2 separate regions of the Mus musculus genome follow, and region 1 is linked to region 2. The links are chromatin loops, found by intact Hi-C in ENCODE. Cell type or tissue: heart. All regions are shown on one strand. Links, peaks and the distances in the headings refer to the core of each region. The heading gives the core; the rest is flanking DNA.

What was found. Peaks named below come from ENCODE experiments on the same cell type or tissue, not always from the same donor. Only the 100,000 strongest peaks of a DNase experiment are listed, where the experiment ranks them.
Region 1: a loop joins it to region 2, with 2.0 times the contacts of the local background. A loop is called at or near these places in 2 of 42 quality-filtered maps.

Annotation. Positions count from the first base shown.
Region 1 is chr14:55,356,297-55,368,273 of GRCm38, forward strand. No RefSeq gene overlaps it. Among named protein-coding and RNA genes, the nearest start is that of Gm52145, 77 kb to the right of the region's middle. In heart, for the core only: no CTCF peak of the experiment used is centred there; a DNase peak (open chromatin) is centred at 6,245; H3K27me3 peaks cover 489 bases.
Region 2 is chr14:55,265,365-55,277,341 of GRCm38, forward strand. No RefSeq gene overlaps it. Among named protein-coding and RNA genes, the nearest start is that of Dhrs2, 49 kb to the left of the region's middle. In heart, for the core only: a CTCF peak has its summit at 5,983 (motif pointing right); no DNase peak of the experiment used is centred there.

The DNA.
Region 1 (11,977 bases), core at 4,000-8,999, 91 kb after region 2:
AAAAGATGACCTAGTCGGCCATCACTGGAAAGAGAGGCCCATTGGTCAGGTAAACGTTATATGCCCCAGTACAGGGGAATGCCAGGGCCAAAAAATGGGAATGGGTGGGTAGGGGAGTGGGGGGGGGGACTTTTGGGATAGCATTGGAAATGTAATTGAAGAAAATACGTAATTAAAAAAAAAGAAAAAAAAACTATTTGCTTTTGCAAAGCCCCCATGTGGCTGTGGAAAGAGATGACAAGATGTGGATTTTGCCCTTAAAAACTCCATGTTAGAGATACTGGGGGCCACATCTACGTCCCCAAACAATTGGGTGTGTTCCCAGCTAGATGGAGTAAAGACTTCGAATTGGCTTTATCTGAATGTAAAGCCAATTGAAACTATCATCTCTGGTGAGCTCCCCATAATAGTAGGGACTCTAAGATTGTAGGTCCTGGCCATCAGTGCACTGTAAAACTCATGTGGGTCTCAGTTCAGGTTTTCTTTTTACTGTGTTTCATACAAACAAAACACAACACAATGCAACACTTGGGAGCCCGAGAGGCTACCTAATAGTTAAAAGTACATATTGCTCTTGCAGAGGACCCAAGTTTGGTTCTCAGGACCCATATCAGGTGGCTCACAATTGCCTGTAACTCAGCTCCAGGGCATCTGGCCACTCCATAGATAGCTGTACTCATATGTATATGCTCTCCAACACACACAAACACACACACACACACACACACACACGCTTAAAATGTTTTTAAAAAATAGTTTCAAAAAAGAGACCAGATTTTAAGTTCACTACAACCCTGAGAGGAGTGCAGAAATTCCCACATACTCTAGACCATCACACCATCATTTCCACCAGAGCAGGAAAGTCATCACTGATGAGCCTATGCCGACAGGACATGTGTGAGGGCTAAAGTTATGTCTTATATTTTAATTACTCTGCTTAAGAGATCTATAAAACACAAATGCCTCTAACCTGTAAGTCCCACTTGCCCAAGGACAGGTAACCTCCTGAATGCTGGGGGCTGCTATTCATGAACGACCACAAGTCAAGTGTTTTCTCTTCTGTAAACAAGGTTGGTTGCCCCAGCTGCTCAGAGAGTGCTTGGTCCCATGTAGGTGGGAGCTATGGAGGCAGGAAGTACATCAGGGTGTGTGCTAGTACTGGACAAAGATAGGAAACATGTGGCCTGGTGGGGGTTGCCTTTATGAACATCTGACTAACTTGATTTGTGAGCCGTCTCTGGGAATCTTGAGTCTTGGGTACTGACCTAGCCAGTATCCTGACTTTATTTGATAAAGTTTGCTTCAAACTTGGCTCAAAAAATATGGTGATGGTCTTATTTTCATCTGGTGGAGTTAACACATAAGCCTGGATGTCCATGGTTTACAGCAGGGCCCACTGCTGAGAGTTGTGCCATTTGAATAACTGTGATATAGTGGCATGTCTTTGTCTAAACTATCATACAGAGCAATTTCATTGCCCTAAAATCCTCTTTACCTCCCCCGCTCATCCCTCCCTTTACCACAGCATTCCATACCCACCCACTGGTCAGCTTCACTGTCACCATAGTTTTGCTATCCCAGGATGTGACACCCTTAGAATCACAGTGTCATTTCCAGAATGGCTTCCTTCACTCAATCACACGCCATCAGTCTTTCTCCGTGGATTTTCATGGAGAATAACTTTAATTTTTTGAGCAGTAAATAACATTCCTTTGTCTAAGATGGTGATGCAGCCCAGTGTTTGAGCACTTGATTTCTGAGGCAGGGTAAAGAGACAGAAGGCAGAAAGAGACAGGTGTCTGACCTTCAACAGATGGGACTGTGTTTATTAGCACACACAACAAGCAAGGGTCAGCCTCTCTCCTGTGGGAAATTGAGGGCTCTGCCAAGGGGAAAAGCTGACTGTGACCCTGTGTAGGAGCAGAGTGAAGGGCTTAGAAAGAGGGGAGATGTTGCAGTTTCTCTCCTGAAGCTTCTCCTTCCAGAAGTTCTTTGCTTAAGGCAAGACAGGCTGTCTCAGCTGTCATTCCTTTGTAGGATGACTGTACAAGGTTTTCCTCTTTGGAATCCTGTCTCACTACCAAGGCAATCTATGAGTGTGCAGCCCCGGGTTCAATCCCCACCACTGACAAATAAACACACAAATACTACTATCAAACTTCCTTAAGCAAATAATATTATTCCGTTGTCTGGATACCCCATAGTTTACTCCCCTACCTACTCAAACAGTCATGATGAGTGAGGATGAACGCCCACTGCTCACACATATGCAAAAAACCTGCTTAGTTTTGCAAAGAGCCATCAAATTCTCTTTCAGAATTCTGTGCATTGTGCTTTCCCAGCAGCAGGGAACAGCCACTCCTGTTGTTGTTCCACAGCCTACTAACATTAGCTGCAGCCAGGAATTTTGGGTTTGGCCTTTCCAATAGGTGTGTTGTGCTGTCCCTCCATCCTCTTGTCTTGCATTTCCCTGGTGAGGAAAAGACTAGAAAACCTCTAAACATGCTTGTTTATCATTTGCATATCTCCTTTGGTGAGGTCTGCTTAGATCTCTAGTACATTTTTAATCTGGTTGTTTTCTTACCACCAAAGTTTTAAGAATCCTTTGAATAGTGTATATATAAATCTTTATCAAATAGATACAGATTACAAACAATTTCTTTTAGTTGCTGAGTGAGGAGAGGTGGGATAGAATAGGAAATACTTGTCATTCACCTGAAATTCTAATTTCTTGGCGGTGGGGGGGGGGGGGTCCTGTATTTGCTAAATCTGATAATTGTAACTTCTGTGCCCTCTGAGTATTTCTCATGAGCTATGCCTCAGAAATGCGACATGTCTATGTTGGGTTTTGTCAACTTAACACACAAACCTAGAGATATGTGGGAAGAGAGAATCTGAATTGAGAAAATGCCTGTGAGCAATCCTGTGGGGAGATATATATATATGTGTGTGTGTGTGTGTTTGTGTGTGTGTGTGCTGAGCCATACCTGGGGAGACAGCCAGTAAGCAGCACATCTTCACAGCCTCTGCATCTGCTCCTGCAGCCACTAACTTGTGTTCCTGCCCTAACTCCCTTCAGGGATCGACTGTGGTCTAGTACAATGAGTTACTAGATTATATGGTAATTCTGTTTTTAAGTCTTTGTGGAACCACAGTGCCTTTTCTACGTGGAGGTGTTCAAACACTCACGCTGTTAATTTATTAAAGAATCCCTTGGCTTTCTGTCCTCTCAAGATGAGTGTCTTCTGGCCAGACAAAGCCCCTGGTGGGGACTTGCCACAAACTACTGTTTGCGGAAATATTGAACACTGATGGGAAATGAGAACCAGCATTGTTGGCTACAGTGCTTGCTCCCCATCACAGATTTGTATGCACTCCACTGACATCCACATTGTCCTTAGCTCCCTTTGGTTTAAATGGCCAACTTCCTTAAGTCATTCTTATCTCAATATTCTGCTAAACACTGGAGAAATAGGAGTCTGCAGAGATGGACAAGAGTCCGTCGTGTGACCCATGTACTCTCTTCTGTGCTGTCCCCAGATGGCCCAAAGACAGAAGGACATCTGTCCCTCTCACTTAATGTCAGTCAGTGACACTTGCACCAATTAGTATCAACCATCATCTACAGCCAGGCCATGCATTTAACCAGCCATTCCTTTTCATTTTTTTAATTATTGATTTTATTTTTGAGATTATAATACAATCTCATCCCTTTCTCCTGCCCTTTCTTTCCTCCAAACTCTCCCATAACCTTTACATGCTCTCCTTTAAATTCCTGGCCTCTTTTGTCATTAATTGTTGTTACACGAGGATCTATATGTATTTGCACATATATATTCCAAAGGATAGCCTTCCCAATCTGAATAATGGTACTTGTATGTATGTTTTCAGGGCTGACCATTTGGTCTTGGACAACTGATTGGTGTCCTCTTTTCCCCAAGCTTAGACCATTTCTCCTGCTCACCGCATTCCTAATGTCTGTAGCTCTTGGTCTATAGTTGAGACCCTGTGGGCTTCCCCCCACCCCCATCTCCTTTAGCATGTCTGGTGCTGGTGTTTTTGTTCAGCTCATGTTTGGCAGCATGTTTGGCAGCATGCTGGTGAGACTTTATGGGTATAACATTTGACATTACTCGGACACATGATCTCACAGTTAACTCCATGATCCCACGGCTCTTACTGTCTTACTCCATGATCCCACGGCTCTTACTGTCTTTCTGCCTCTGCTCTGCTTTGTTTCCTGAGCCTCAGATCCAGTTTATAGATGTATCCATTAGGCCTGGGCTTCACTGCTCTGCATTTTGATTGGCTTTGGTTTTCTGCAATGGTCTCCATCTGTTGCAAAGAGTTTTCTTGATGAGGGTTGAGGACTACACTCATCTGTGATTATAAAGATAAATATGTAGAATTTTACATTTTTTATTATTTGAGAATGTTACACATCCATACAATATATTTACCAGCTTCAACCCCCTCCACACACACAGTCCTTCCTTAGCTCCCCCAGATGCACCCTCCAGTCCCACCCCTCCTAATTTCATGTTCTCATTTTCTTTTTATAAATCACAGAGAGAAATTTGCATTGCCCATATAATCATTGGTGTGGAGCCATCAACTAGATAGTGGTAGACCTGCCAAGGACCACTCTTAAAGAAAACTTAGACTCTGTTAGGTTTCAAACCTGGGACAAATGGCTGAGGTGCCTTTTTAAGATATCAAAACAGACCTGGCCACCAAGTTCTCCCAGCATCCCTCAGTCCCTACCTGTTACAGGGTGTGGCTGGTATGCCTTGTCCCATACTTTAAACTTCTCCAGCCCAGGGAGTGGGCTGCCCTTCCCCCAGATGCTCTTCCGGATATAATCCAACCATTTTGGCTACCCACCCACTTGGTACCTTTGACACCACCCCACCCTCCCGGGCTGCTACTGATTCCCCAGCTCTCCCTCCTCCTTTGATCCCTCCCCACACAGCTCAGTTCAGTCTGGTCATGTCCATTCTAGACTCTCCTAAGTGTCACTGCCTCTCTGCTCTCCGGTATCTCTATAATGAACTTTCTCCTCCTCCATACCTAGGACCAACCATATTCTTTTTCTTTTTTTCATTCACTTCTCCTTTCCCCAGAAACCATCAGCTATCATTGGTTCCCCACTATTGGTAGGGTTTTGTGAGCCTTCCCCACTCTCAGCTAGACAGCCATTCTGTATTTCATATGTGCGTACTGTATTTCCTCATTTCCACCCTCTCTTCTTGTTCTGACTCCTCCGATGTCTGTGCATTCTCTCATCCTTTTCTTCTTTAGTTATTTTTGTCACACATACAGAGCACACATGTATGTATACACATATGTATATATGAATGGAGTCTGCTGAGCCCATGTAGTGTTGCTTGTGTGTTTAGAGCTGATCCCTTGGGATTCAGTGACCTATCAGGGGGCTCATTCCTGGAGAACACTGATCCCCCACCCCCCTCAGCAACCATTACTTGCCTGTAACTCTTCATCAAGGAATGGGCTCTGTGAGATCTCCCCATCCATGCTGGTACTGTCCTTACGTAAGTCTTCTTAGGAGACCACAGCGTTAAGATGTCCCAGGTGCAGCTCCCTGACATACACAGAAGACAGTATCTCACAGCAAATGACCTGGTCCTCTGCCTCTTATAGTCTTTCTACCTCCTCTTCCACCATGCTCCCTGAGCCTTAGATCTTAGGGTTGTGTTCTTCAATTCCTCAGTCACACTGAGCTCTAGCAAATGGAAGGTTACAGGACGTAAAAAGTAGCCATCTTTGTCCTGTCCACCAGGAATAGCTGTTACAGTCCAGCAAGGGTCTCTGGCCATGGAGCTGGAAGCTGCTGGCGCAATCTTTTAATGCGTTTGCTAAGAGCGCTCACCCAGTGGTCACCCCCATCACTACTATGACAATCATCACAGGAGTGGAGAGGTCTGTGTGGTTGGCACTGTTCTATCAGTCAGGCATCAAAGAGACACTTCTGTGTGCCAGTGGAAAAGGTTTTAATATGGGTAGTTGGAAGCTTAAACCATGGTAACAATGGCTGAGGGAGCAATAGAAACTGCTGCCTCTTCCACAAAGTCAGGAAAGTTGCTGACAGTCTCAGCTGCTTGCAATCGCTAAACAGGTGATTCTCAGGAGGTTGCCCAGAAGCTGAAGTGAATTGCATGCACATCATATGCCCAAGCAGCTGCTCACAGCTGCCAACCAGGGTGCTGACTCCACTTCTGCATCCCTTGTCCTGCGAGAACCTCTAATTAGCAGATTCCAACCCAGAGCCAAATGCAAAAGTGACATTGGCAGATGACGCTCATGACTCTCCTGCAATGCAGGGACCAGGGACAGGGACAGGAAGACGCCTAGCTGACAATGGCAATCTGGTAAAAACAAAAAACAGGTTTAACCAAATACCTAGATCAAGGGTAGAAATGATGCAGGAGCGCACCAGAGCCCTGTGCCTCACTGAGCTGTGTGCTAGGGAAGAATCCCACAGACACCCAGAAACCTTAGGGAAATTAAGTCCAAGCAGATGTTATGGCTGAATAGTTCAGCCAGCTTTTACTTTCTTCTCAAATGTCAAGCTGCTTAGAAAACTCAAATGTAAATCTGACGCACGCATAATTCCCACGTAGCACAGCTTGTCTTTTGGCAATGCCCTCAAGCGCCTAGACTTTCCATACATAGCTCAAATTCAAAACTGCAAAGTCCACGAGACAGCAGTCGCTTCCTCTCTCCAATGCCTAAGTCCTCCCCTGGGGTAGCCCTTGCTAGGGCTCAGATCCTCCCTGGTAAATAATACAAAAATCCACCGTGTTCTGTTTATATTGTCACCAGAGAGCTGGGGGCCTGCATCTAAGGTTGCACGTGACAATCATGCCATTGTGCAAGCAAAATGATACACAACTGAAAAAATGACACTTATTTGACCAACATCCATGGTATTGGGAGCTACGTTGTTATACTCCCAGGTGTCTAAGTGAGGAGACAGAGATGATGGTGAAACAGATAAGGGGAAGATAGTTAGAGAGGAGATGGATGTGTTCAGACTAGCTGAGTGTAAGCTCTTCTCAGGAGACCCAGGTGGAGGCAGCCAAGAGGTCTGGGTCCAGGATTCTGTGCGCTCCTTTTGCTGACAATCCTGTCAACTCACTGTCAGCTCCACCCTCCTCAGAGCACCCCCTTTTCCTGGAGGACCTTCACACCCTGAGAGCAATGCTGCAGCTCCACCCCCCTGAGGGGACCCTACAATCTGTCTCCCTCTCCTACCCACCCCTCCCTCATTCCTCTTGCTGTGTCGGCCACACCTGGTTACCATACCTGTGAGAACTTGGTCATCACAGAGCAATCTCTTGATAAATATTGATTGAACTGAACTGAATTAAACTGAAGGGAAAGGGCAAATTTGCTTAAATTATTACACGTCTGGCTGCTTCCGAATCAGACTTAAGGAGAATCTGAGGAGTCCAGCCTGAATCAAAAGCAAAATCTACCAGCTATTTCCGAGGTCCTGGCTCTGTGCCTTCCAATTTCTTATGTCAACTCAATCCTAATCCATGGGAAAACAAAAAACATCAATAACAACAACAACAACAGCAGTCCTAATCTGCCAGCTACCTGCAGTGACTCTTGGAGAAGCATCTAGGCAAACATGACTGTCTACTAGCAGGAGACGACTCCCTTCCCAACTTACCGATTCTGCTAATGACTGTGGCCTCCATCTTCCCTTTTGATTTGGTTAAGAGGTTGTACCTGGGGTACAAGCTTGAGGTTTCACCCCTGTTTACAACCAAGAAAAGTTTCTTCTGATCCTTGTACTAGAGCAAGAACAACCTCTGTACCCGATCTCGACTCAGCCTACCTCGGCCAAGCTCCTGCTTCCAGCCTGGTACTTGGATGAAGGGTGCTGATCAGGTATAGACACCCTCTCCTGGGGTCTAAAGCTCACAGAAAACAGAACAGAGCAGGGTGGGATGGAGTCAGAGGGCTGCAAGTCTACTCTGTCATGTTGACACTGAACCACAATCCCCAGCTGTGGTATTCCCTCCTGATTGGGCTTCTTAGAAACCAGAATGCAAGGGGAATCTTGCATGCTAACTCTTCCCTGAGGGCAAAGCAGCAGAACTGATGGTTAGAGGGCATCGGATGAGGCAGAGAATGCAAGTGAAGTCCAGGCTGCTACTGAGCTGTCCACAGATCCCAAGAGACAGAGCGGTGTCATAGGCATCGGTGCTAAGCATGCCACTTCATATACATATGTCCTACAGAATGGCAGAAGGGAGGGTGCTTAGGACCATTTCAGGAACTGTGTAAAATCATACACTGATCTCAAACTAAAATTCATTTAATGACCTTTTTTATGGTGCTCAAGTCAGCAACCCAAACAGCAGTTTTTAAAATCCAACATCCTAACAACACAACCCAAGGATACACTAATTTGATACATGCTGAGAAACGACTGTAGAAGACTATTAAATCCTTGTTTTACATAATCAAACCATTATATCTCCATAAAGGCAGAAAACTCTGCATGTACATTTACAACACTGTAAGTCAGAACTTACAGTAGTCTCGAGTCTGAGCTGAGGTGCTTGAGGGAGCATTGGTTGGTCCTGGCTTAGTGTAGTAATGTGCTCAATGCTGTGTATTCAGAACCAAGACCGCAGTGAATCAGGGTCTTCTCAGTTGCAGGCCCTGGAGGACTGTGGGGTGACTGAGATTCCTGTTATGCATTGGAGGGGTCAAGTCCTTGATGCAAAGTACAATGGAGAAGATGGGATGAGGTCTTGGGAAGCCACAAAGCTGCTAGGAGGTTTTTCTCACTTTCTGAAGAAGGCTCCTCCATCTTGGTTCATATCCCTTGTTGCTCTGACTTTCTGATGCTGACCAACACCCGAAGATCCTGTTCAAGCTCCTATGACATTCTCTAGGGCAGGTTTATGGATGGCAACAATCAATATTTCTAGATATGATCTATGTATCCTCCCCCAGTCCAAACAGGCTAATAAACAGGTTGTGAGATTAAGTTTCTTTTTGATCATTTATGAAATGTCATGGATAGCTTTGGCCCAGTTTATTCCTTAGAATTTGACCACTTGGATAAGTTCTTGGACCTTTGAAGGATTTGTAAACCAGCTTTTGTTGGTCACATGCATCACCTCTGCAGATAAGTCAGCTCTCATAGAGTCTTCTTTACTTTCAAATACTATCATATTATTAATATAGAACCAAGAACTTGAAAGTGTCCAAATATCCTTCCACCAAATTATAACAATGGATGCTAAATTCAAATAACCCTACAGCAATTTAATAAATCTAAGTTGGAATTCTTCCCAAACAAAATCAATCTGTCATTGGCAGTTTTCCAAAACCAAGACAGATAAAAACAACTCAGTATTATCTGGCTAAATCACTGAGTATCCATTTGATTAGCCTGCTGTGCATTGTGTGTTAATGAGCGATATCAGAGATTATTGATGCTGTGGTTGGCACTACTCTATTTTAGCCTCGACCTCCACTTTATCAGTGTCCCTACCTTGATTAAGTCAGCAGAATATTGCCACAGTCATTCCAAACTCAGGGGGCACATTACCTTTGCCCTCCAAGTTTCTAAATTCTTCCAAATAAGAGGAAAATTACAAAAGCCCTGTCAGTACTGCAAACAGTCAACAGGTACTTCTAGTCTACCCAACTGTTTTCAACAGCTTAACTATCATTATTACAGATGATAACCAGGAAATTTTATATTTAGTTTAATCTTGTTAGTTTGAATTTCTTACATACCCAATGAACCAACTCTGTAGGGGTTGAGTCTACCACTTCTAAATTCCATAGAAACTTGGTTTAGTGGCTGATACAGTTACAACTTGTAGCATGGATAACCAAAACTTGCCCTTCTATTCTGTCTCCTCCAAAATCTCATATTGTGATCAGAGTTGATCTAGTGAGTCCTATTACAAATGCCAACTATAAACGTTCCCTAACTATGAAGCTGGGACCTAGTTCATCAGATGGGCCTCACTTATAGTTTCATTTGCAAGTTTGGGGATTGGAGACCCCTAAACTATGCTCACTTTTAAGGAACAATTCATTAGAAGGATGCACATAACTCAGTGAGAGCTATTGTACTAACAAAGGACACTGATTAAAACCAGCCGTGGAAAGCACACAGGGGGCAGAGCCCAGGAAAGGAAGCAAACGTGGAATGTCTCACTGTCCACAGGGGATGGAGAGAGCACTTCTTTCCTGACTCGGATGCAGGAGCACACAGAGCATTGTCAACACAGGAAGTTCATTACATCTCTAGCATCTAGAACTCTGAACCATTATCAAAGAGGTACAGATAGAGCCACAAGGTTGACCTCAGTGTCCAGCATACCAGGAAGCCGAGCTGATACCATGTGAGGCAAGGCCCCTCACTCAATCACCTCCTTAGTGTGGCTCAAATACCTCAACCTAAATCACAGTGTTGCCATTTGGCTGGGCCAAGGCCTGAGGGGCACAAAAACACTTCTACCAGACAAAGCATCCCAAGGTCTGTAGAATACTTTCCAGAAGATGAGGGTGGATACCAGGCCTCTTTCGGGACATCTTTCCTTACAGTCCAGCAGGTCTCCAGTTTTACCAAAAAAAACAGAAGGCAGGAAGTTGGCTCAGTGGGTACAAGTGCTTGTTGGACAAGCACCAGGACCTGAATTCAGAATCCCCTGTACCCACACAAGAAGCTGGACATGAGCACATCTGCACATGAGCACATCTGCACATGAGCACATCTGCACACAGGCAATCGCAGAGCACATCTGCACACGGGCAATCGCAGAGCACATCTGCACACGGGCAATCGCAGAGCCTTGGAAGGCAGAGACTGGAAGATTGCTGGGACCCTGTCTCCAGGGTAGAAAGCAGAAAGTGATGTAATAGGATACCCATTGCCCCTTCTGCCCTATGGGAAAGCGCAGTGGCACACACACTCATGCCACCACATGCATGCATACGCACACAGAATTTCTTTCCACACAAGCACAGGCCCGAGAGGAGGATGCTCCTTCTGCATCTGGATACCTGCTCACCCTGAGAGCTTGTCTTTGAGAGACAAGGAAGAAGTTTGTGAATTGAAGAAAATCACATGCGGTTCCACTTGTGTATCCTAGTAGGGGCTGAATTCTGTGAGAGGAGAGATACTTCCACCCAGGGGAAAGCAGTGAGATCTCTGCTGATGTCTCGTGAGCAAGCTTCCTTGTGCTTACTTAACAACTACCAGGAACAGAGGAAGAATGTCTGGAGGTCTCAGGTCAGAGGAAATCCTGGTGTTGGTTTGCTTGCTGGTCCCGTAGTCACACTGCCTTCTGGTGTTAGTTTCCTTTCCTGTGGCGGTGATGAACACCTGGACAAGAGCACCTTAGGGGAGGAGGGATTCATTTTAGCTCCCAGGTCCAGGTTAACTGCTGATCTGGAAATGAGCAAAATGCGAGCAGAATATTTGGTGTTGTACTCTGAATGGTCCATCACCAGCTTTCTATATGTGAGTGCTTGTCCCTCCTCACCTGCCTAAAAGATGATTCTCTGAGATTATCATGTTAAAAAGCAAGCTTCCCTGAAGAAGATGGTGTAGCTCCCCCCCCCCCCTGTCAAAAGGCAACCCAAAGGGGTGGATCCAGTATTGCCCTGCTGCTGATTGGTTCAGACTGGAATGTGGCTTTCTGTAGAATAAAGACTGCAGACCAATAGCTGCACAGGAAGCAGAAGACAGGACTTCCTGTTAGGGAGGCAATGACTCTGGGAAGAACAAAAAGGGAGGCCTTTTTACCAGGATACACAAAAGGAGACAGACGTGACAAAAGGCCTGGGAGGTATAGCAAGCCATCTGGCAGGAACTAGATAGTTGGATTGACTTAAATGAGCTAGCTGAGAGTCTGCCCAGCTAAGGCCTAAACTTTGAAATAGTAAAATAAATAAATAAATGAATAAATAA
Region 2 (11,977 bases), core at 3,473-8,472:
AGAGAATTATTAGACAGAGGCCTTGAATTCATTTTAAGATTTATTTTTGTTTATATTTATATGTATGTATCTGTATAAGTGTATTCCATGTGTGTGTGGGTGCCCATGGAGGCTAAAAGAGGCATTAGATTCCCTCATTGGAGGTAGTTACATTGGAGGTAGTTACAAGTGACTGTGATTTCCTGAATGTGGGTTCTAGGATTCAAACTTGGGTCCTCTGCGGAAACCGCAAATATTCTTAACCACTGAGCCATTTCTTCAGTCCAAAAGTTAATTTTTAAAGACTCAAAATACTATGCTGACCTACTACATTGGCTTACTACATAGTATGAGCTTATCATGGTCAGGGGATCAGTGGGCTCTGCTTCAAGTATGTCACACAGTGATCATAAACATATAAGAGAGAAAATGTGGAGTGTTCTTCTATCCCTATCAGTTTTAAGTGATCTTCACCAAATATAGCAATGTGGTTGGCAGGCCAGAGACTGGATTTTAAGTCTAATTGCCTGTTACTAACAGTCTGTATGGGAAAGAATGCAGATTTTCTTTTTATCCTCTTGTATTCCCTCCCTCTCCCCTTCCCTTCCCTTCCCTTCCCTTCCCTTCCCTTCCCTTCCCTTCCCTTCCCTTCCCTTCCCTTCCCTTCCTTTCCCTATCCTATCCCGTTCCACTGGGATGGGGCTTCTCTATGTAGCCCAGGTTGTCATTAAATGCCTCGTCTTCAGCTTCAGCTTCTGAAGCACCGGGAGAGCATGTGGCCATTTGACCACCTCTTAGGTTGAATCTCTAGGAATAAAATTCAGGCTTTAGAATCTATGGGCCCTAACCTATGATGCTCCAGAGTCAGATCATTCTTGAAGGTTTGAGCCTTTCCTTTTTGTGGACCACAAAGCCAGGCTGCGTCACTGCTCCCAAAGGATCATGCCACTCATCAGAGAGGAACTGTCCTTAACGTCTCCAGGGACAACTTGTGACCCTTACCTTGTCTCTGTCCTGGAAGTGGGTGGAGGTTTTTCATAACAGGTTTAGACTGCAGCAGTCTTGCAGAAGGTGTCTGGAAGTCCAGCCGTCACATAATTCACCCGACTGTTTGTGTGCAGTGTGCGCAAATTCTAAGGACAGATTTTACGGCACTCCATCACTAAAGTGCAGCATTTGCCTGAGTATTGTGTTTGAAGATAAATACCACTTTACAACCCCCATGAACATTTAAGAAGAAAGAGGGTTTTTAAAGCAAAAGTAATATTTTTTTTCTTAAAGAAATTTAGTAAGAGAAGAAAAATGAAGTTAAAAAAAAAAGGCAAACACTGGTAGAAATACAAATACTGGTAAAAATACCCATAGAAAATACTTGTAATGTTTTGGCAAATTTCATTTCAATATTGTGATTTCTGCTTTTATCTTGAGTTTGAGGGGAGCTGAATAACAGGTTTATTTTAGCTCACTCTTTCTCCCCTAAGTTGCTTTTGCCAGGGCATTTTATTAAAAAAAAAAAAAAAGAAAGAATTAGGGTATAATCATTTAGCAATTTGGAACTTATTTGCATAAATATATATGTATATATATGCAGCTATACTTTTTTTTAGATTTATTTTTATTTTATGTGCATTGGTGTGTATATGTGTAAGAGTGTCAGATCCCCTGGAACTGGAGTTTCAGATTTTAGCTGTCATGGGGAGCGGGAAAGTGAACCTGATGGGTCTTCTGGAAGAACAGCCAGTGCTCTTAAACACCAAGCAGTCTCTCCAACCTCTATTTTTATCTTTTTAATGTCCCTTTTCTTTTGAGTTTATTGCTATTCTTTTATTAGCTTTTTGTGGCAAAAACTTACTTTTATAACACTTAGCCTCTCCTAAATAATTTCTAACTACTGTATCTATTTTTCAATTTCTTTTGTTATAAATAGCACCATTTTAAAATGGGACACGGAGGCTGGAGAGACTGCTCATTGGCTGCTCTTCCAAAGGCCAGGGGTCACTCCAGAACCCACATGGGGGCTCACAACCACCTGTAACTGTAGTTTCAGGGGATCTGATGTCCTCTTCTGATTTCCATGGGCACTAGGCATGCATGTGGTACACATGCCAACATGCAGGTAAAAATGTGATGTGTTTTTGTTGTTCATTTAGAAATATTTGTGAATTACATTTTAGTTTCCTCTTTAACTGGTGAATAATAAAGGCATAACAAAAATTATGTTATTTAGTTACCAGCTGTTTTGCTGCTCAGTATACATGATGGAGGTGCTGAAGGGTAGCTCTCTCTCTACAACTGATGGCTTCTGATTGGGTGGGGAGGGGGAACATTCAGCTCTATTTAAGGGCAGGCCTCTGAGAGTTCAACCATGCTCCAGTGAGCGAATAGATAACACAATTGGACTTCTTTTCTTTTCTTTTTTTTTTTAAATTTTCTTTTATTAGATATTTTCTTCATTTACATTTCAAATGCTATCCCAAAGTCCCCTATACCCTCCCCCACCCTTGGACTTGTTTTCTTTTTTTTTAATTCTAATTTTTATTTTCACTTTTTTTGTTTTGTTTTGTTTTTGTTCTTTAAAATAAGAGTCAAGGCAGGGGGCAGACCCAGAAGGACTGGGAAGGGAGTGTGATCGGGCGCGTGATGTGAAATTCCAAGAGAATCAGTTAAAATGTTATGTTGAAAAATGCACAGTATAGAAAAATATAATTAATTATAAAATTAAGTCTATTTTTGCAACATAGATTTAAATATGAAAAATTGGTTGCATTTCATTTCAAAAAATTATTTTTCAAGGATATGTGGAACATACAAATCAGAGTAATTCATATGATGTGAATTATATAAAATATAAGATTTTGAAGCCTGTTAAACGTTATCAAATAATTATTTAAAATTTAAAAAGTAGTAAAACCTGGCCACTATATTGTTTTGTTTGTTTCTGGGAAAGTAAAGTTTAATTTAAAAAGCATACACACAGAACAGCTTTGTATTCACTTTAAGCCTCCCACTGGGTCTCCAACAGGCAAATCTGCTTGCTTTTGAGCTTAGACTACCCAAAGATGCACATGCAGTAGCCTGAGAGCTCATCTGTCCTGCATAGGTGAACACCATGTCCAGCAGACCTCTGAAGGATGATGGGAGGGAAGAGGAATCACCAACCCCGCCTTCAGAATTGACTTTGCTGCTGCTTGGTGTCTGGCTTAGGATGGTCACATGGTGAGCAGCTGGAAGCAACAAAACATGGACCATCGAGTGAGCCTGTTACAGAGAGAAGGTCTGATGGGGAGAGTTCAAGTGGATCTTGGGCCTCAGCAGAAAGTGCACACAAGGCTGACTTTAATCATGTGCTGATGTGCTTGGTCAGGTGATGATCTCTGAACAAGCCAAGGTCCTCCACTCACTAGTCCCATTATGGCCATCAGTCACTCCCTGTCCCCAGCTTTCCCACGGCATCAGTATAAGGGCTAATGTTTATAGTGTGTGAATTCTCACCTCTGCTCATTAAGGCAGACACTGACACATTGGCTTCCCCAGCATCCTTCCCGTGCTCTCTGATCTGTTTTTCTAGAGCATGCTATACCCTGGGCCAGTCTAGGTAGTGAACAGCACAGATGAGATTGTCCTGGGTATTCCTGGAAGCCAGGAAGACCACCAAGTCCCTTCTGCACAGCTCTGGGGTCAAATGGAGAAGTAGGCCAACCTCCAGCCCCTCTCTGCAGCCCCTCTGGCCTTTGGTGTCTAGGAAGTAGAGGTTCTGGATGACCTGACAGCCCTTCATACCATGGTCTGGGTCCAGATGCTGAACATGATGGGAGGGGCCTTGCCTGCCAGGGTGAGGGGAGAAATAAGGTCCCCAAAGCTACCTTGTTCTCTGCTATCCTCTGGGACACTTGAGGAAGGAGCCTAGGAAATGAAATGTCCCAGGGAGAGGAGGTAGGAGTATGTCCCATGTGCTAGTTTCTCTTGGCACATATTTTATTTAATAGATGATGATGGTCATGGTGGTGATGATGATAATGATGATGGTGATGATGATGGTGGTGGTAATAACGGTGGAGGTGGTGGTGGTGAAGAAGAAAAGAAGAAGAGAAGAAGAAGGAGGAGGAGGAGGAGGAGGAGGAGGAGGAGGAGGAGGAGGAGGAGGAGGAGAAGGAGGGGAGGGGAGGGGAGAAGAGATGGAGGAGGGGAGGGAGATGGGGAGGAGGGAGAGGAGGGGGAGGAGGGGAGGAGGAGGGAGAGGAGGGAGATGGGGAGGAGGGAGAGGAGGGAGAGGGGGAGGAGGGAAGGGGGAGGGAGAGGAGTGATATAGGGGAAGTACTTTGGCAGGCTTGAGTATGTCAGAGGGCAACTGTATCCTTCTACCTATCTATGTGAGTCCTGGGGCTTGAACTCGGGTCATCAGGCTTGCATTATTGGACAGCAAGACTCTTTATCTGCTGAACTATCTCCCCATCTTCTTATCACTTCCTGAGCCACATGTCCACATTTCCTCGAAGGGTGTGATCAACACAAGGACAGAACATTTGGAGGGAATCTGGCCACTAGGGGTGGGGGCCCCCTATCATCTGTGATGTGTCCTATCTTGAGAGTAGTGAAGCAGTGGCAACTGTAAGGGACAGGCTCATGTGATGCTATCTCAAGTGAGGCCACCCTCAGTCCCTGGTGAGGCTGCGCCCCACCTGTGCTCTTCTTGATCCCGTGGACAGCCTAGTTTGCTTGGGTGAGGTTCAGAATCCATGTTACTGTAAGTGGATCTCTCTCCTGGGAGATTGGCCTTCCTGGGTGGTGGACCACTTTTTAGGCTTCACACAGATGGTTGTATGCCCCCAGGTCATGTGCTCTGGAAATCCAGCTGCTAATTAGCCATCATGTGGCTGGCTGTGGAGACTTGGAGCTTCAGCAGAGGAGACAGCATCAGGACCCTCTGAGGTAGCTTCTCCAAAGAACTGACCTCTCCCAGGAGGCCCTAGCACCACCTCATCCTTGTTTTTCCTTCACCTTCTTACTCTCAGCCCCATCTTTTCTCTTAAGAGCTAATTTTCTGGAAGCTTCTGGGGTTGGTTAAGCTCATCACCCACTTATTACACCTGTGTATCTTCACAAAAGGTTCTTTCCAATGCTCATCGTCACTGCTGGTATCTGTGTTCCTTGTGGGTCAGGGGAGGCTCATGGAGCGGATGCTAGGGTACGGTGGAAAGAAATACTGATCAAGTGATAATAAAACCCATCTACACACACACACACACACACACACACACACACACACACACACACACACGCTGGTTGCTGTTTGTTTTTTGTTAACTTGACTCAAACCAGAGTCCTCCAGGAGAGAACCTCAGCTGGGGAATTGCTTGGGTTGAAGTAGTCTGTGGACATGACTGTAGGGGCAGTTTCCTGATTTAATATTTCACGTGGGAGAGCTCAGCTCAACATGGTTTGGGCTTGTGGTCCTGGAACGCAAGCTGAACAAGCCATGGAGAGCAAGCCAGTAAGCAGTGTTCCTTCATGTACTGCTTGGGTTCCTGCCCTGACTTCGTCCATGATGGACTGTGATATAGACACGGAAGCCAAATAAACCTGATCCTACCCACGCTGCTGTCACTCATGGTGTTTATCACAGCATCAGAAAACAAACTAGGATCCTGGGTTGATTGCTTTTATCAACACATGAGCTTCCAGCCATGTAGTCTAGGAATGAGCAAGTGCTGAATCCAGTCTCTGCTTGCAGGCAATGTACCTTGGCATGAGTTCTTCTCAGTGAACAGCTCTTTCTAGCTCCAATCTCCTGGTTTAGGGGTTTTGCTTGCTTTGGGTTTTTTGTTTGTTTGTTTGTTTGGGTTTTTGTTTGTTGTTTGTTTGTTTTTCAGACTGAAGATAATCAAAACTACAAACTGCTTTCATTAGCCTGAAGGATAGAGTGAGTGGCTTTAAGATATCAAGCCCCACAAAGAGCCACCGTAACACAGATGAAAGATTTTTCAAAACCTCACAGCAGGGGGCACTATAGACCACCAGTGTTCCTGGAAGCCAGAGCTACTGTGGAACAAGACTTGGGAACTCTGTAGCAGAAGAGGACATCGAGGCCCAGAGAAATGAAGTGTCTGAGGGCAGCCAGTTCATGCAGGGATCTTCTGTGGGTCTCCTCGGCTCAGTTCTGTTTGGGCTAAGAGCCAGCAAGTAGCCTTTGTCTTGCTGGATTATCTTTCTATTTTCTTTTCTTTTTTTCCCCATATTTTTTATTAGATATTTTCTTCATTTCCATTTCAAATGCTATCCCTATACCCTCCCCCCACCCTGCTCCCTTACCCACTCACTCCTACTTCTTGGCCCTGGCGTTCCCCTGTACTGAGGCATATAAAGTTTGCAAGACCAATGGGCCTCTCTTTCCACTGATGGCAAACTAGGCCATCTTCTGCTACAGACATCTGCAGCTAGAGACACGAGCTCTGGGGGTACTTATTAGTTCATATTGTTGTTCCACCTGTAGGGTTGCAGACCCCTTCAGCTCTTGGGTACTTTCTCTAGCTCCTATATTGGGGGCCTTGTGTTCCATCCTATAGATGACTGTGAGCATCCACTTCTGTATTTGCCAGGCACTGGCAAACCAGCAATGGCCTGTGCTGTAAGATCAAGAGTCAACAAATGGGACCTCATAAAATTGCAAAGCTTCTGTAGGGCAAAAGATGCTGTCAATAAGATAAAAAGGCCACCAACAGATTGGGAAATAATTTTTACCAATTCTAAATCTGATAGGGGACTAATATTCAATATATACAAAGAGTTCAAGAAGCTGAACTCCAGAAATTCAAATAACCCCATTAACCATGGGGTACAGAGCTAAACAAAGAATTCTCAACTGAGGAATACCGAAGGGCTGAGAAGCACCTGAAAAAATGTTCAACATCCTTAATCATCAGGGAAATGCAAATCACAACAACCCTGAGATTCCACCTCACACCAGTCAGAATGGCTAGGATCAAAATTCAGGTGACAACAGATTCTGGCAAGAATGTGGAGAAAGAGGAACACTCCTCCATTGCTGGTGGGATTGCAAACTGGATTATCTTTAAACGCAGTCTTCCTGCTGCTTCTGTTTGGATTGTGCTCCTCTGTGACTCCCAGGGGGTTTGGGGAGAAACATCTGAGTTTGTGGCCAGGAGCCAGCACATTTGTTCTCCATAGCTTGGAGGTCCAGCAAGGGCCCCTCTTCTCCCACAAGTGAATATGCTCTCTCTCTCTCTCTCTCTCCCCCCTCCCTTCCTTCTCCCCTTTCTTCTTTTCATTCTTTAATTCAATCTTTCTCTTTTTTTCTGCATTAGCTATTTTTCTTTGTTCTATGGCCAACGTCACTGGCACCTGAGGGAAGAAGGTTTATTTCGGTTGGTGGTTTCAAAAGGATGTCTGCTCATCATGATAGGGAGGGCACCGTGGCAGGAAGGGCTTGGCTAAGGTTCAGGTGGTGTGTATCGGTAGCTTATTCATAGGTGTAGATCAGTAGAGAGAAAGGGCAGGCCAGGGTCAGGACAGCATAACAGTCAAAGGCTCACCCTCGCCGACTTGCTTCCACAGGTCAGAACGAAAGGCTCCATGGCCACAAGTTGAGGACCATTTGTTCAAATGTCAGCCTCTGGTGTTTGAGATTTAAACTTAACATTCTCCTTAGCTGTCAGAGGCCTAGAATACAAACACAAGTTGGCCTATGAGTCCTTTGGAGAGCTGGCTCCATGGCACATCCAGGTGAGGTACCTGTTGCCAGGGCTCATTAGTATAGAGCTCTGACAGCTATCAGCTGCTCCCAGACCAGTGCTTCTCCCGGCTAAGGCCTGCCTCCCACCCTGAGACTGACAGCCTCTCATTTCCCTGCAGCAGAGGCAGAGCTAATCTCTACTGGAGCAGTGCAGTGAAAGCCCAGCCTTGGGACTGAGCAGGCCATCTGCCTGCAAAGCCGCACGTCTTCCTGGCATCGCCCATGCTCCTTCTACAGTTCTTTCTAGGCCTGAGCCTCTGAGCTGTCCAGGTTGGAGACACTCTAGCAAATTCCTTTACAGGGGTCTGCAGGTATGGAGGGGGAAGTCAGTCTAATACAGGAATCTGGGATCCCTGACTGTACTTGCTGACCAGACATGCTTCTCACTAAGCCTAACTTTGTGTCGGATGGAATTAAAATCTGTAAGGTACGAGGGGCCCCACTCTATCCCTCCATACAGTGCATCCTCCTGGGGGCCTAAAGCATAAGATTTAGGGATGGAAGAGATGTGGGACTCTGTCCAGAGCATCAGAGTTACCGGTCAGGGTGCGTTAGGGCTTGGTGGAGACCTCAGTTCTAGTCTTCCATGCAGAGTTCAAGATGGTAGAGAACTTCAGTCCAGAGCTGTCTAGAAGTCAGCTCCATCATCAGGGAGAACACTGTGGTAGTAACAGGCCGTGGAGGATGTAGCTCTGGGTGGAGCTATAGCATAACCCTTGGGCCCAGATTGTGATTGGCTAGGAGGCTGAATGAAGGCCAGGCCTGTTAAGGTATCAATATCATTGGCCCCAGGGGTTGGGTAGAGAGTCAGTGGTAGAGCAGTTGCCTGGCTCATACAAGGTCCTGGGCTGTGTCCTTCACACTGTGAGGAAAAGAAGACAGAGGCAATTAGTGTAGGGAATGGCAGCTGATGCGTGAGAGCTGCTACTGAGAACTACTGAGCCTGAATCCACGATATTTTTCATTTGACAATAAACCTGTGAGCCTCCCAACTTGGCTTCCTGTGTGCAAATCCGAGCAGCTGCTTTCCCTGCAGACGCCGTGCCTGTTTCAAGGGTCCAATCCCTCTCTTTCCTAGGGTCTCCATCTCCAGGAGCTCCTTTCTTCATATTTGTCAATAACATCTGAGTGTCCTGAGATTCTAGTAAGAGATGCCTTGACTGAACAGCAGCAGCCTGTCCTCAGAAAAGCAGTGACACCAGGCAATTCACTCAGCTTTTTCCCTTCCAGACATTCCACCTAGAAATGAAGCTGATCAGAAGGGAATGCCCTCAGGGAATCCATCCTCAGCCACTATCTGTACCTGCCTGGGCTCAGTGTCCTCGGAAATAGCAAGGACACAGGAATGGGACAGAGAGTACCACAGCCTCCTCCTGGGCTCTCTGGAGATACCACTCAGTGTTTTCCAGACTCTGGCCGCCAGGTCAACATGGTCTGGAGGTTTTAGCTCTCCTGCTGTAAGTCTTGTTACCATGATGACGTGATGGCCTTCCTCTTGGGGCGATGGACCTAACCAGGTTCCTACCATGGATCACTAATGCTGGGGAAATGTAGGACCTTCAAAGGGTCTCAGGCCTCAGGAATCTTCCCACATAAGATGCTTTATATAGCCTAGTCCCAGGACCCCTCTGTCGTTGTCACCAACCACCCTGCTCACACCATCAGCTGTCACCCTTCCTTATGACTCTTTCCTTGGCTGTCCAACCTCTTGGAACCTTTATCTGCTTTTCCCAGTGGCTACTTGGAGAGAGGCTATTTGCTGAGGTTTAACCCAAAGCCATATTCATGCCAGGCAAGTGTTTCTTCACTGAGCCACACCTCCAAGTCCCAATAGATACTTAAACTGCTTCTGTGGCTTCCCCAAAGTCTCACTTCTGTGCGTTCCAAGAAATGGCCTTGGCACACACCCCACCCTGGCAGTGCGATGATATGCCTTCGGTTCCCAAATCTGGCTCCACACTTGCTTGTGTTTGCTTCTGTTCTCACTCTAGACAAGGGAATCTTTCTATGTTCAATTTGGCCTTCTACCGGTCCACTTTAGCCCTTCAGTGTGAAATTGAAGCAAGCCAAACAGCAAACTAAGCTCAAACGCACATCACCCTGGCTGGCCGAGAGCTGCGTGCTATCTCACTCCTTGCAGTTACAGTCCCCAGTGGCTTTACAAGTGTTTCTGCAGTCACCACACACACTGGGGTTCTATCCTCCTGCCCTCTGAGGGTGTTTAAAGCTTGGATCCTGGACTCTGCACACATTCCAGCACTCGGTAATATCTTCAAGGGTTCTTCCTCAGCCACTGGCTTATTGCTTGTTTTTGTTTTGTTTTTGTTTTTGTTTTGTTTTCTGCAATGTGGCTGCTGTGTTAGCTATACCTGGTGGATTGCCTATTTTATCATTTTTTCCTCTGGAAAATTTTTCTAGATCTTGGAGGGGCGGGGATGTGTGTGCCCAAATTTTCCAGGACAGACAGGTGACTGTGAAGACTTCTTTCTGCTGGACATTTGGGGATCACAGTGGTCTAACTGGAGCTAAAACTAGGCAAAAGAGGTTTCTCAACTGTTTTGAAGCTCGGGGAGAGCATTCTGTTTCCATGGCCATGGCCTCAGCCACAGTCATGGCCAGGGTCAGGGCCATGGCCACAAGACCTTTGGCCACCATGGATATACATCAGAGTAAATCTGAGAAGTAGGAAAGTCCCATGCCCACCAGAGGATCCTGGAGAACTTACAGTGTTGGAGCCCCATTAGCAGGGTTGCCAAAATATGGGTTAAGATACCCAAGGTGACAGGGAGAAAATGGTCCATAAGAGCCCACCTGCTCCCAAAATGTCTACGGTGGTTTCCTCCCATTTGCAGCACTGGTCAATGGCTAGAATTGCTTATGAGCATCACAGGAATCTTCAGGAAGGTGCCTTTCACCTTCTTCCATTTTCTCTTCTGCCCATCTCGGAGACTGTCATTTATCTCTTACAAAAGCATCCTCAAGGAAACTTGTCTTTCTCTCTACTTCCTTCTCTGCTTGCCTTTTCACGTCTTCCTTTCCCTTCTCATTTCAGTTGAAGAACATCTGGGTATTTGCTATTTGCACACAGTGGTTTATAAAAGCAAGGTAGCTCTCTGCCTCCTCCCCCCTCTTCTACCTGCATTTAGGCAGAATGGGCTCAAATGACTTTCTAGTGTCCAGCAAGCAGGCTTACTGGTGCCTTATCTAGTCAGCTGCCTTCCCGATGTTAGAGAGAGACTCTGTGGAACTCGTGGGGTGCATCATGTGGGCCCTGATCTGTTGGATGCCTCCAATTCAGAGAGAAAGGGGTAGACGCTTCGTTCTACAGTTCAAATATAACTACACAAAGGGAACTCTGACTGTCTCTCTCACCTGTCTCCTTCCACGTAATTCTCACTTTCTTTGAACCCACCAATGAAGAAGCTATGTCTGGTTCCTCCCTGTGATTCAAGCACCAATAGCTCTGTCCTTGGTCTTTGCCCCACGGGTGAGTGGGAAGAACTCCTGGCTCTACAGAAACCAAGCAATGCCTGAAACTCCTGCTGGCCTGTGACCTGCTGCCTGTCCCTGTAAATGCTAACCCTAGGGGAGGGGGGATGCTGGTGCTATTGATCTCCTTGTCACCCGCCAAAGCCTCTCTGGTTATCTTTTATGTCTACAACAATCAAAGGTCTCAAGCGCCATCACCATGGGAACAGCAGTATCAGCTCTTAGCAAGGCTCGTGTCCCCAAAGTCAGGTGTCTCCATTAACTTGCCATTCCATTTACTTGAATACTTCACATCTTCATTTCTCCTGTGTCCTCGGGAGTCTTAGGGGCTGGACTGGAAGAAAGATAAAGATGGCGGTGCCAAGAGAGCTCACAGGGAAGTCTGAGATCCTTCCAAAACTGCTTGTTCAGTCAGGCACAGTCATTGCTTTTTAGATCATCTAAGTGGGCCTGTTTCAGACCAGCTTCTTTGCTTTGGTAGCACTGTAAACATTTCTGAATGTGTCACTGCAATATGTCTCAGCTCTGTCTTGATTTTTCTGCCCCGTGAGACAGCAGTTAGAGGGGCTCTGGGTATGGCATGATGCAATGAATCAGGCAAACACTTAGCTTGAGATGTCCAAACAGGAGTACGTGTGCATCCACACTGCAAGAAACAGAATAAAAGCTATGTCACAAGATTGTCTGTGTATTCACACAAAATAACACGGGTTAGTAAGACTGTATAAAAGTAAAAGATTACAAATCAGTCCCTTGTGA